Regions from separate parts of the Homo sapiens genome. Here region 1 is linked to region 2. Evidence: chromatin contacts called from ENCODE Hi-C data. All regions are on one chromosome and are shown on one strand. The core of a region is the stretch at or near the end of the contact, and the rest is flanking DNA. Distances in the headings are between cores, read along the strand shown. Region 1 holds the start of JRKL (JRK like). Region 2 holds the start of PANX1 (pannexin 1).

What was found. A loop is a pair of places that touch in the nucleus more often than their neighbours do. Pooled maps may share reads with other maps.
Region 1: a map of CD8-positive, alpha-beta T cell shows a loop between it and region 2 (3-fold over the local background). The contact joins the promoter of JRKL here to the promoter of PANX1 in region 2. A Hi-C loop is called at or near these places in 1 of 168 maps with a recorded cell type or tissue (CD8-positive, alpha-beta T cell), 2 of 37 single-sample maps with no recorded cell type and 8 of 50 pooled maps.

Annotation. Positions count from the first base shown.
Region 1 is chr11:96,388,763-96,394,300 of GRCh38, forward strand. It overlaps JRKL (JRK like), which reads left to right and starts at 1,251. Exons shown (of 2, transcript NM_001261833.2): 1 at 1,251-1,311; 2 at 1,721-4,799. The coding sequence starts at 1,888. The coding sequence ends at 3,462. It overlaps CCDC82 (coiled-coil domain containing 82), which reads right to left and starts at 1,150. Exons shown (of 10, transcript NM_024725.4): 1 at 1,082-1,150. RefSeq lists a silencer at 1,064-1,323.
Region 2 is chr11:94,127,176-94,132,800 of GRCh38, forward strand. PANX1 (pannexin 1) reads left to right here and starts at 1,666. Exons shown (of 5, transcript NM_015368.4): 1 at 1,666-2,318. The coding sequence starts at 2,138. RefSeq lists enhancers at 1,599-1,658, 1,979-2,238 and a silencer at 1,889-1,958.

The DNA.
Region 1 (5,538 bases), core at 1-2,500, 2.3 Mb after region 2:
ATTATTTGAAATTCTACCAGGAGGGATCCATTCTTGGGTGTAAAACATCACTCCTCTTCGATGTTTTCTTTTATATGGCAGTTTGGAGAGCAAAGATTAATAAGCCGAAAAATAATTATTGAATATCTACCAAAATGCAAGCACCTGCTAGGAACTGTGCTGCCACCATTTCAAATAAACATGGTCTCTGCTCCCAAGGAGCTCACAATCTGATGAAATTACTAGGGACACCAAAAACAAGCCAGCATAATACACGATTTGAGGGCTACAGTGTATGATTAAGATCAAGTTCTTATCACACTGCTATGAATAAATTTATCATAGTTCTTCTATTGGCAGGAAAACAAGACAGAACATGACAGAAATAGGATATAAGAAAATAAACATAAAGAGAGGAAAGCCTATTTCCCCCACTTAGAATCACAGTCCAACAGTCCACAATTTCGCAAAGTGGATCCTGCCAGCATGGTATCCGGGATAACTATATTATTCATTAAAATCCGTTAACAATGAAGGTTAATGCAGCAGGAATGAGTGGTAGACAGTGGAATAGATCCTCTCAGGAATTAACACCCGGAAGGGTGACTTTCATGATTACAAACCTCTTTGGCGGGACGCAGGAACCCAGCGCCCGCTAGCCCACTAGTCCGTCACTCTGCCTCCAGGAGGGAGGGGCACAGTAGCTAGGAAACCGGACCCTCAGGCCAAGCTTCGCGATGACGCGCGCAGGACGACGGAAACCCCCAGACCCCAAAAGAGCTCTGCACCGAGAAAACAATTACAAGGGTCTGGAAAGGCCAGAAACCCGAGAAATCACCAACCGAGCTCCCTACATCAGTTCCAAGCACCTCCCCAAGGCGGAAATAACGGGCACCGCGCCCACTGCAGCTCAGCTGAGGAGGGTTAGAGGCGCAAAGGGCTGAGGGGCGTTCTCCGGCCCACCCAAAGAGCGCCCGCGGGAATTTTTCTCTTAGTCCGCGAGGAGGCACGGCTTCCCCCGCCCCTCTCATAAACCATTAGCACCGGGAGCGCGAGCGAGTCCCAGCCGGGAGACAGCCCCGCACCGCCCTCGCGCTCTCACCTTTCAAAGCGCCTCCACCTCTGCCTCCGCCTCCGCCCCTGCCCCGGCAACCAGCTCAGGACAAGCGATGCTCCTCCCCCCCTTCCGGGGACCAAGGGAAGTCCCGCCTCTGGGTGGGGCGAGGGGTGGGGCCAGGCGGCGGGAGGGATCATCTTCCGGGAGCGTGGCTAGGGGCGGAGCGACTGCCGCGCGATAGTCAGGGAGCTGTGCGGGTCCTGGTTGCAAGAGAGGTGGGGAGAGGGGCCTGGCGGGTTTTGAGGGACTGGGAGGACTGTCCCGGCTAAAGCTGGCGCGGGAAACTGGGGCTGCGCGGCGGGAGGGCCCTGCTGCTGGGGAAGGAATCTAATATATCCGTTCCCCTGAGGAAGGGTGCCAGTCCTTGACTCCTAGGCTCTTCGGCTCTCTGTCGTAACTTTGGGGTGTGGCAGGGGTTAGTGACGCGCGGTTACCCGGGATCTGGACGTGCAGGAGGTTCGTGGCCACAATGGGGGTATAGTCTTTCTCACGGCTGCTGGGGTAATAAAACACATGCTTTTAATCCGGATTATCCGCGGTGACATGGGGCCTCCGCTACTGCCCGTATAAGTTAAAGAAAGGCCTGTTCTCTCAAACTTCCTCCTCTTTCACCTTCTTCTGCAGTCTATTTGCCAGCCAACCCCAGCCCGGGAGGGGATCAGGGCCACCAGGTTGCTGGTAAGGATGAAAGACTGAGTGTGTTAAGACTGTTGAAGTGAGCCTGTGTAAGAGAAGGAAGGATTTTGTGGATTGCTACATTGTGAGTGTGGGGTGAGTCCCAGAACCTCGCTATGTCAGGGAAACGGAAGCGTGTGGTGTTGACTATTAAAGATAAGCTTGATATAATAAAGAAACTTGAAGACGGAGGTTCTTCCAAACAACTGGCAGTGATTTATGGAATTGGTGAAACAACAGTTCGGGATATAAGAAAAAATAAGGAAAAGATTATAACTTATGCAAGCAGTTCTGATTCCACAAGTCTTTTGGCCAAGAGGAAATCTATGAAGCCATCCATGTATGAGGAATTGGACAGGGCAATGCTGGAATGGTTCAACCAGCAAAGAGCAAAAGGGAATCCCATATCTGGACCAATTTGTGCAAAAAGGGCAGAGTTCTTCTTTTATGCTTTGGGAATGGATGGTGATTTTAACCCCTCTGCCGGTTGGCTAACTCGTTTTAAGCAGCGGCACAGCATTAGAGAGATTAACATTAGAAATGAAAGATTAAATGGAGATGAGACTGCGGTGGAAGATTTTTGTAATAACTTTCGAGATTTTATTGAACGAGAGAATTTACAGCCTGAACAAATCTACAATGCAGATGAAACTGGACTCTTTTGGAAGTGCTTGCCTTCTAGGATTTCAGTAATCAAAGGTAAATGCACTGTCCCTGGGCACAAATCAATTGAAGAAAGAGTCACAATCATGTGTTGTGCCAATGCAACAGGTTTACACAAACTTAAACTTTGTGTTGTGGGGAAAGCAAAGAAACCTCGCTCCTTTAAATCAACTGACACCTTAAACCTGCCAGTCTCTTATTTCAGCCAAAAAGGTGCATGGATGGATCTTTCCATTTTCCGACAATGGTTTGATAAAATTTTTGTGCCGCAAGTTCGAGAGTATTTAAGATCTAAAGGCTTGCAGGAAAAGGCTGTGCTCTTGTTGGATAATTCACCAACACATCCAAATGAAAATGTCCTAAGGTCAGATGATGGCCAAATATTTGCTAAATATTTACCACCTAATGTGGCCTCATTGATTCAGCCTTCAGATCAGGGAGTCATAGCAACGATGAAGAGAAATTATCGTGCAGGTCTTCTCCAGAACAACTTGGAAGAAGGTAATGACCTGAAATCATTCTGGAAGAAGCTAACTCTGTTGGATGCACTTTATGAAATAGCAATGGCATGGAACTTAGTAAAACCAGTTACCATTAGCAGAGCATGGAAGAAGATTCTCCCTATGGTAGAGGAGAAAGAGAGCCTGGACTTTGATGTTGAAGATATTTCTGTGGCTACTGTGGCTGCCATTTTACAACACACCAAAGGATTGGAAAATGTGACTACTGAGAACCTTGAAAAATGGCTTGAAGTAGACAGTACTGAACCAGGCTATGAAGTGTTAACTGATAGCGAAATCATCAGAAGAGCACAAGGCCAGGCAGATGAATCCAGTGAAAATGAGGAGGAGGAAATAGAACTAATTCCAGAGAAACATATTAATCATGCAGCTGCCCTCCAGTGGACTGAAAATTTATTGGATTATCTAGAACAACAAGGTGATATGATTCTACCTGATAGACTGGTAATACGTAAACTTCGAGCCACCATCAGAAATAAACAGAAGATGACAAAGTCAAGTCAATAATGTCATTTCAATTTTATTGTTCTGCTCATTGTGTTTGTGACAAACTCTTTGCAATATGGCTTAATTTTCTTTGTGTTCTGAATTCTCAGACTTGGTCCTGTGAAATACAGGCACAAAATGTATCTGAAGTGGTTTGAGGATTATGTGTTTTCATCATCTGTGTCTTTTGTCCTTTTATTTGTACAGATAATCAGAAGATGATACTGAATAGATATAAATTACATGTACACATGTATTCACTTTTTAGAATCTGCAATTATACCTTCTGTAACAGTGGCATTCCCTTAATTTTCTAGTGAAAGTTAGAGATAACTGAACAGACTGAAGCACTTTTCTGAAATCTTTTGCTTGATTTATGAAGGCTGCCATAGTTATCTTTTCTTGTGTTAACCATCTTAAATGATGTTTTGTATATTTTAATAGACTGATAGGATGAGAAAGATTTATATTATTAGATTTCAGGATGATTTATAATAATTCAAAAATGAAATTCAATAATGGGGAAATAATTATGAATTATAGAAATTATGCCTTCATTCTCTTACATTTGTGTGGGTTGCAAGAGGGGGAGATTATTCTGGAAATGAAGTAAATATGGGAAGTTATTGCCAAATGAGAGAGAAACTATGGGAAAGCTGATCTATAAAGAGGCATTCTGATCAATTCATTTGTAGGAAACTGGGAAATAAAAACCTGGGGAACTTTAGGTTATTTATACAAAGGGAATAAATAGGCTGATTTTAATTTGGTAAGTTGATCTTTTTATTATGAATTTGGTAATAGTATAGGTTTATTATTTATTCATCTAATTTTATAGTACAGGTTTTGTAATGTTACATGTGATGATATGAGCTCCCACCTTATATGGGGGAACATCTTGGGAATTTGAGATTTAATAAGTTTTTTTTTTTTTTTTTTTAGTGTTTTTACTGCATACTCACAAATGTTGTCTATAATTTGAAAAATATTGTCATATCTGGCCCTTTGATGAGAAAAGGAAATTACAATAATAAAGTTTTATGATTTTAAATAAGTCATATGTTTGTATCCTGTTTTATGAAGAAAGCAGAAATAATTACTGAAAGTGCCAGACACTAAGGAATATTATTGTTTATTATTTTAATACATATAAAAAGGGATTAATCTGCTAAAATGTAATCTAAATCAGAATTTTGATAAATTTTTTTTGTAAACTAAGTATGTTTATTCAAGACATTGAAACTACTTTGCACATATGAATATTAATGTAACTTGTAATTTAAAAGTAAAGTGTTTCCATGCTATTTCATGTTTTGGCCAAAAATTTTTAAAAAATAAATTACAATTGTTCTCTATTAGTCATTTTTTAAAGGTTTAACTTTTTTTGTTGAAATACGTAACATTTTATAGTGCTTTCTGTAGAATACTAAAACTTCAAAAGTATTTTTAGTTTTCCATAATTTCTCTTATTTTCATGATAGGTGTATGTCTATATTTTTCAGAAGATGTGTGATGAAAGTGTTTAAAAATAGTGTTTATTGCATGAATTTCCTCAGTGTAGAGTGTGAAAAACCATCAGAAGTTAACATACATATTGAATCAGATAATGACACGTTCTGCTATAAAGTAAGCTGTACATAAAATAATTTTTCTAAAATGAAAATATGTACTACAGATCTTGGAATTTCTGTCTGGATTTGCACAGTTTTTAAAATTAATCATGTCAGCCCAATGCAGCTGTGTCATTGCCACCTAGTGGTAAAACTAACATTACTGTTAAGCTGTGTGATTTTAAACTTGAATCCCCAGTAAAAGGTTCACTGTTCTGTGGCCATAAGTGTGAATCTTGTGACTCTTTCTCTAGCCTGTAAGAGACTGCTCTTCTTTGGTTTACAGCTATTCTCTGAAATCTGCCAACACTGGTACTCTAGCCCTGTTTTGGATCCTTCTATCCTTAATTATAAAGGCTGATCAGTAGTTGTAGCAGTTGAAGCCAAAAGCTATTTGGGTTCTGTATCTGCCCCCAAAGTTGTATATCCTTAGCTCCTAATTCCTATTCTATCAGTGCCTTACCAGAGGCTGTGTTTGGCATTCTAT
Region 2 (5,625 bases), core at 416-2,915:
ATGCTAAAAACAATGTACACTTTAAGTAGAAAAGATGATCCGACTGGAGTTTTGAAAAGCTCATCCTGGCAGCTGTAGAGGAGAATGGAGGGGGACCCTGTCTCACATATTTCCTATATGTGGTTAGGAGACAGGATGGTGAGTTGAATTGGGTATTGGCAGTGCAGGTGGAGGGGTGTCAGATTTGCTATATTTAGGAGAGAGAAGCAAGAGAATTTGAAAATTGGTTATGGCAGCTGTGAGAAATGGAGTGTTGAAGATGGTGCTCCAGGATTCCGACTTGGGTGCACAGGTGGCTGGTGGTACATTTAGTAAGATGGGGAAGATGGAGTTCAGGTTTAAGGGGAAGATGAAGACTGAAGTCCTGGCCGTTATGAGTTTGAAGCCCTATGAGCCATCTACGCGGAGAGAGCTGTATACGCTCTTGGATGTGTGTTTAGCGGCCAGGCTGGGGTGGAGAGGTACATGTGGGAGTTGAGGCTTGTATCTGTGGACCCACAGAGAAGGGAGCCAAGCCCTGCCCCAAGGAGCCCTCATGTTTGCAGGTCCTGCCTGCTTCAAATGTTACTGGTGATAACCTACATGTCACATTTGACAGGGCTTCCAAACTAAGCCATCTAAGAAAGGTCTTATGATTCATGGCTTAGATCCTGTCCCTGAGTAAAAAATCTTACTGTGAGTCCTTCAAATCCTTTTGTCAGTTCCTCAAACTGCTGATGTACTGATTAGTATGTAAAATACTGACATTGAAAAGAACACTGACTTGTTTCTGAATCATATAAACTTTGATTTTCTTGTGCACAAAACATTTTAGCCTGTATGTTGTCATCTGCAGCCAGTGACTGTAACCTGTGTACCATACCCTCCGATGAAAAAAATCCCACCTCTGATATAAGGGGTCCTCCTCCCTTTTCCTAAACTTTCTTCTAAAACCCTTCCAACGTGTAACAAATTTTGAAACATGCCCAACTTTGCTGGTAAGTCTTCTTGGGTGGATCCTCACATTTAGCTTCCAATAAATCAAATTATTTCTACTTCAACAGCCTTAATTTCCGTGGACACTGGTCAGAGTATTTCCTCCTGTCTTTCCATCATCCACTTCCTATGAGCTGTTCAGAAGCAGCTCTCTGCAGCCCCAACACCCACCTACCTGCAGGCCCCCCTCTCTCTGCTGGCTCCCGGAACAAGGCTCTGATTGGGATGGCAGAGGAAAGAGAAACGGGACCAGCAGCGCTACTCAGGCCTCGAAACTCCACACTCACTACCGTTTCCGCGCCACCCTCTCACGCGGAGCTCCTGGAAGGGTCCAGCGCTCCCTCTGCAAGGCACCGTCGGTCTACACCGCTCGATTGGCCTTTTATGGCACTGACTGTTCTTTGAAGCTTTTGCAGCTCCTTCTAACCCGATTTCACCGTGTTGGAAATGTTGGGGGTGGGGCGTAAAGGGGGCCATCCCATCCACAGAAAGAGTCGCTTGCAGAAATGATTTTAAAACTCCCGGGTGCCAGGACGTGAGGAGAATCCGGCAGGGAGGGACGGGAGAATTTCCAAAGGTGCCGCTCAGTGGGAAAATCCCTTTGTCAGAGAGTGGCCCGAGGGGCGCGGAATGCAGCCGCGCCCACCCCGCCCCGCGTCACCGCGTCTTCCGGAAGCTCCACGCCCCTGGGTACTTGGTTTCCCCGCATGGTTCCGGAAGAGCGCGGCGCAGCTGGCTGTGAGCGCAGGGCTATCCCGGCGGCCGCTTCGGCAGCCAGGGCGGCGCGGAGGGGCAGGGCCAGAGGGAAGCGCTTTGTTCCGCGCGTGGTTCCCGCGCCTGGGGGTGCGCGGGAGAGGCGCGAATCCGAGTGCCGCGCGCGGCCCGGGGACTTGCACGGGCGTGCGGGGTGGAACCGCAGGAAGCGGAGCTCTCGGGTTCCCGCCCCGCCCCGCCCCGCCGGCGGCGGAGGCAGCGAGCGCGAGAGCCCAGCGGAGTCGCTGGGAGCCTGAGGCACCGAGACACAAAGGCAGGCGGGATGCGGGAGCAGGCAAAGGGAAAGCGAAAGCCGCGCGCCCGGCCGGTGACTGGGTGAAGGCGCCGCGCAGCTTTCCCGACGCCGGCTGTACCCGGACCTCCTGGTCGAGCCTGGCGCGCCGCAGCCATGGCCATCGCTCAACTGGCCACGGAGTACGTGTTCTCGGATTTCTTGCTGAAGGAGCCCACGGAGCCCAAGTTCAAGGGGCTGCGACTGGAGCTGGCTGTGGACAAGATGGTCACGTGCATTGCGGTGGGGCTGCCCCTGCTGCTCATCTCGCTGGCCTTCGCGCAGGAGATCTCGATTGGTAAGCCTCGCCCAGGACGGAGGGGAGTGGCCGCCCCGGTCTGGCCCGGTGAGCTGCGATTTTACGGCTCACAGGCCCGAGTCTGGGTACGCCCAGCTGTGATGGTCGTGAGCGTCAGGAAGGGCAGTGGCCCCAGTTTTATGGTCCAAAGCGTTCTTTGCCCAGGTGTTTCATTGGTACCCTGGTCTACTCTGCTCGCATCCCTACTCCTCAGTTCTTTTGTTCCTCATGCCCCTCTGATCGGACTGTGGCTTATAGTTTATGTTCCACCCTTAGAACTGGCACCTTGCCACCAGATTTGCCAAGAATAGCTGTGTCCCCGTTTTTCACCCCTGTCTCCTACATATTTGTCCAGCCGCCTAAAATTTTACACCAGAGAAGTTCCTGAGTGGCTACATGGAGGATGTGAAGACCGGTGCTCCATGAGAAGTGTGTTCTTTCAGTGTCTTACATATAATTGGTATTTGCTGAGATCTTAGCTCTCTAGGGTTGTGAATGATAGGAAATATCTGCACTTGGCAGGCATTAGAGGGATCCTCAACTTGGACGGTCTTACAAATGTGAGATGAACAAGTCCCCTTCCTGTAAATTATCATTTGAGCTTCATAACAGTTGTGTGAGATTGGAAAGTCTGGTGGTTTGGGCAGGATCACGTGGCTACGTGCCTTACCTTCCTCATCAGCTGTTCTGACTCTCCACACAGGAGAGAGTGTTTATGAACCAACAGGAAGGTAGCGCAGGAGGGTTAAATACAGTTCTGTGGCAGGGGAAGAGAGAGGACCCAGTGCGGCTGGACTTTGGGAAAACTTTTGTCAGAGGGTGGGTGGGATTTGGACAAGAAGGAGTAAGACCTTTGTTAAGGTTTTGAGATGGCAGAGAATGTTATATGTTCCTGGAAAGAGAGACACAGTGACTCTCCTAGCCAAGGCAGGAGGATAAGTCAGAGTTCCTGGAGTCTGAGAGTGAATATGGGCCTGGGTCAGCCTGGAACAGAAGAGTGTAGGCTGATGGTTTCAGAACTGTGAAGTTATTGTTTGAGCAGAGGACAGACTGGTTGAATGATGGTGGCATTTAGGGTCTGGGAAGAAGGTGAGAGGATGGGGCCTGGAGGGCTGGGTGCCAGAGAGCAAGGCATCGGCTGAGGTCTTGTGCACAGAGGGTGTGAAGAGTGGAAGAAAATGGGTGGGTGATTGCTGTGCGATCAAGGAGTAAATAAGCAGCACTTGAGTACCTAGTATTTAATAGGCCATGAACGGCAGTACTGGTCAAACGTGCTGCGGAGGTTGTATGTCTGGGTGAGTGGAGTGTGGTGTTGGTGGTGATGGGAATTGTGAAGTTGAGGGAATAGTTGATTAGGAAAGAATGACTATGAGTGTGATTTTGCAATCTGCAGCACTAAGTTGTTCAGCTTGGCAGGAAGTTGCCAAATTCATTGTGGAAAATAGTTTTTAGTTTTCCTGCTCTTTGCGCAGGCATAGTCATCGGGATGTTCTTTAAGTTTCCATTTGACAGTGGATTGAGGCTTCCAGCTGAAAGCAAAACCACCAAGTAGCATGAGTCCTGGAGATAATCTCTCCCTTTGGTCAATTCCTCCTTCAGTACTGGCTGTGTGCTGAACTCGGTGCTGACCTCCAAGGACCCGGGAGTAAAAGAGGCATGATCCCTGTCTTGGAGGTGCAAGTCTTGGGTACCTGGTTGGGACAGAAAGGCAGGAGGAAGGAGTTAGTCACCCTCTGTGACCAATCTCCACCTCTAGCACATGTACTAGAGGGACTCCTAAGGCACCTGTACCTGTAATGCCTTAGATACGTCTAAATTGGTGGGCTGTCTGAGAGGTATTTTTGGGGTATTGGGAGTGGTTTTAACTAGCAAGAGTTTGAGCTCATGCTGTGTGCATAGCACTGTTGTGTGCTGAGGGAGATGGGAAAGGATTTTGAGACCTTGTTCTTGCCCTGCCCTCTCCCTGCCCTGTGGCAGTTTACTATGCAGTTGGGCACTAGAAGGTATCTGTTAGCAGGTAAGTCATTCAGCTGTGTGTAATTCAGCACCCAGCCAGGTGTTGAGCTATGAGCTCCAGGCTGGTGAAGGTTGGCAGGCACTTGGGTGAGGAGCTGTCAAGCAGACTCCCATGTTTTCTGAAGTGTTTTCAGGAGTTCCAGGGGAGGACAGACATGTGGGATGAAGCTAACAGGACCAGGGAAGACCTATTAGATTAGGTATACATTTAGATAAAACCAGAAGAAGGGCTTTTGAGAAGAGGGGAGAGGTACATAGATTAATACATGGAGTTGGTACAGTGGGAGGGATCATGTCATGCAGCATTTAATTTTGTGTAGTTAGTAGTATGCACTCAGCCAAAAACAAACCAAAAAAAAGAACAGCAATAAAGGGAGAATGAAGTAATTGAAATGGAGCTGGCACTTTGCCCACCATATTGGCCAGTGAACTCAGGCCCCGGGAAGACACTGAGATAAGGCCTGCAGACTTAAAACATGGCTTCATCCTTCCTCTGTTGATAATTACTGCTTCCCTCTCTGGTGCTTGGAATACTCTTTTGTTGAACTTAACACAGAGCTTTATAACCTGTCTATGCATGTTTTGCATGGAGATTGAAACTACTCTATAAACATTTGTTGTGAATTAAAGGTGATAGCTTTTGGCATCATCAGACCTTGCTAATTGATTGTTATGTGCATGATGCTGTACCTTGGCAATGGGGTGTCAGACACACGTAGGACATAAGAATCTTTCCTCTGGAAGCACGGTCTAGTAGAGAAGTTGAACGCATAACCCTCCTAATGCAGGATTCATGGAACCTGGGCAGTGTCAGAAGTGTGTACTAAAGCCTGATGCTGTGGAAAGGCAGAAGGAGGGGTTTCTTCTGACTCATGAACAGTGAGAGTTTCAGGGCAGAGTTGGCCCCTGAGGCAGGATTCCAAGTGTGTGGAGCAGTGTTGGCTGAAGCTGAGACGTGTGAGACAACATGTGGCTGCTGGAGCTTTAGTGGCACCGTCACATGGAGAGGTGGGAGCCAAAGTAAGGGTCCAGGGGCTCCACATGAAAGAAGGCATAGCAAATCCCATTGTTTTCCTGTTTGTGTTGGGGGGGTGGTGTGTGTGTGTATAAAATTAGAAACGAGAAAATCAGCTGTAATTACATGTTTTTCCTTTTTCCACCTGTATGATAAACTAGTATATATAAGAATTCATCTCTTTTGATATAAAATCCCCTCAAGCGTAAAATAAATTATATTTTCCAGTTACTTTCCAAAAATTAAATTTTCTGTCAACTGTTGTTTGATAAAATA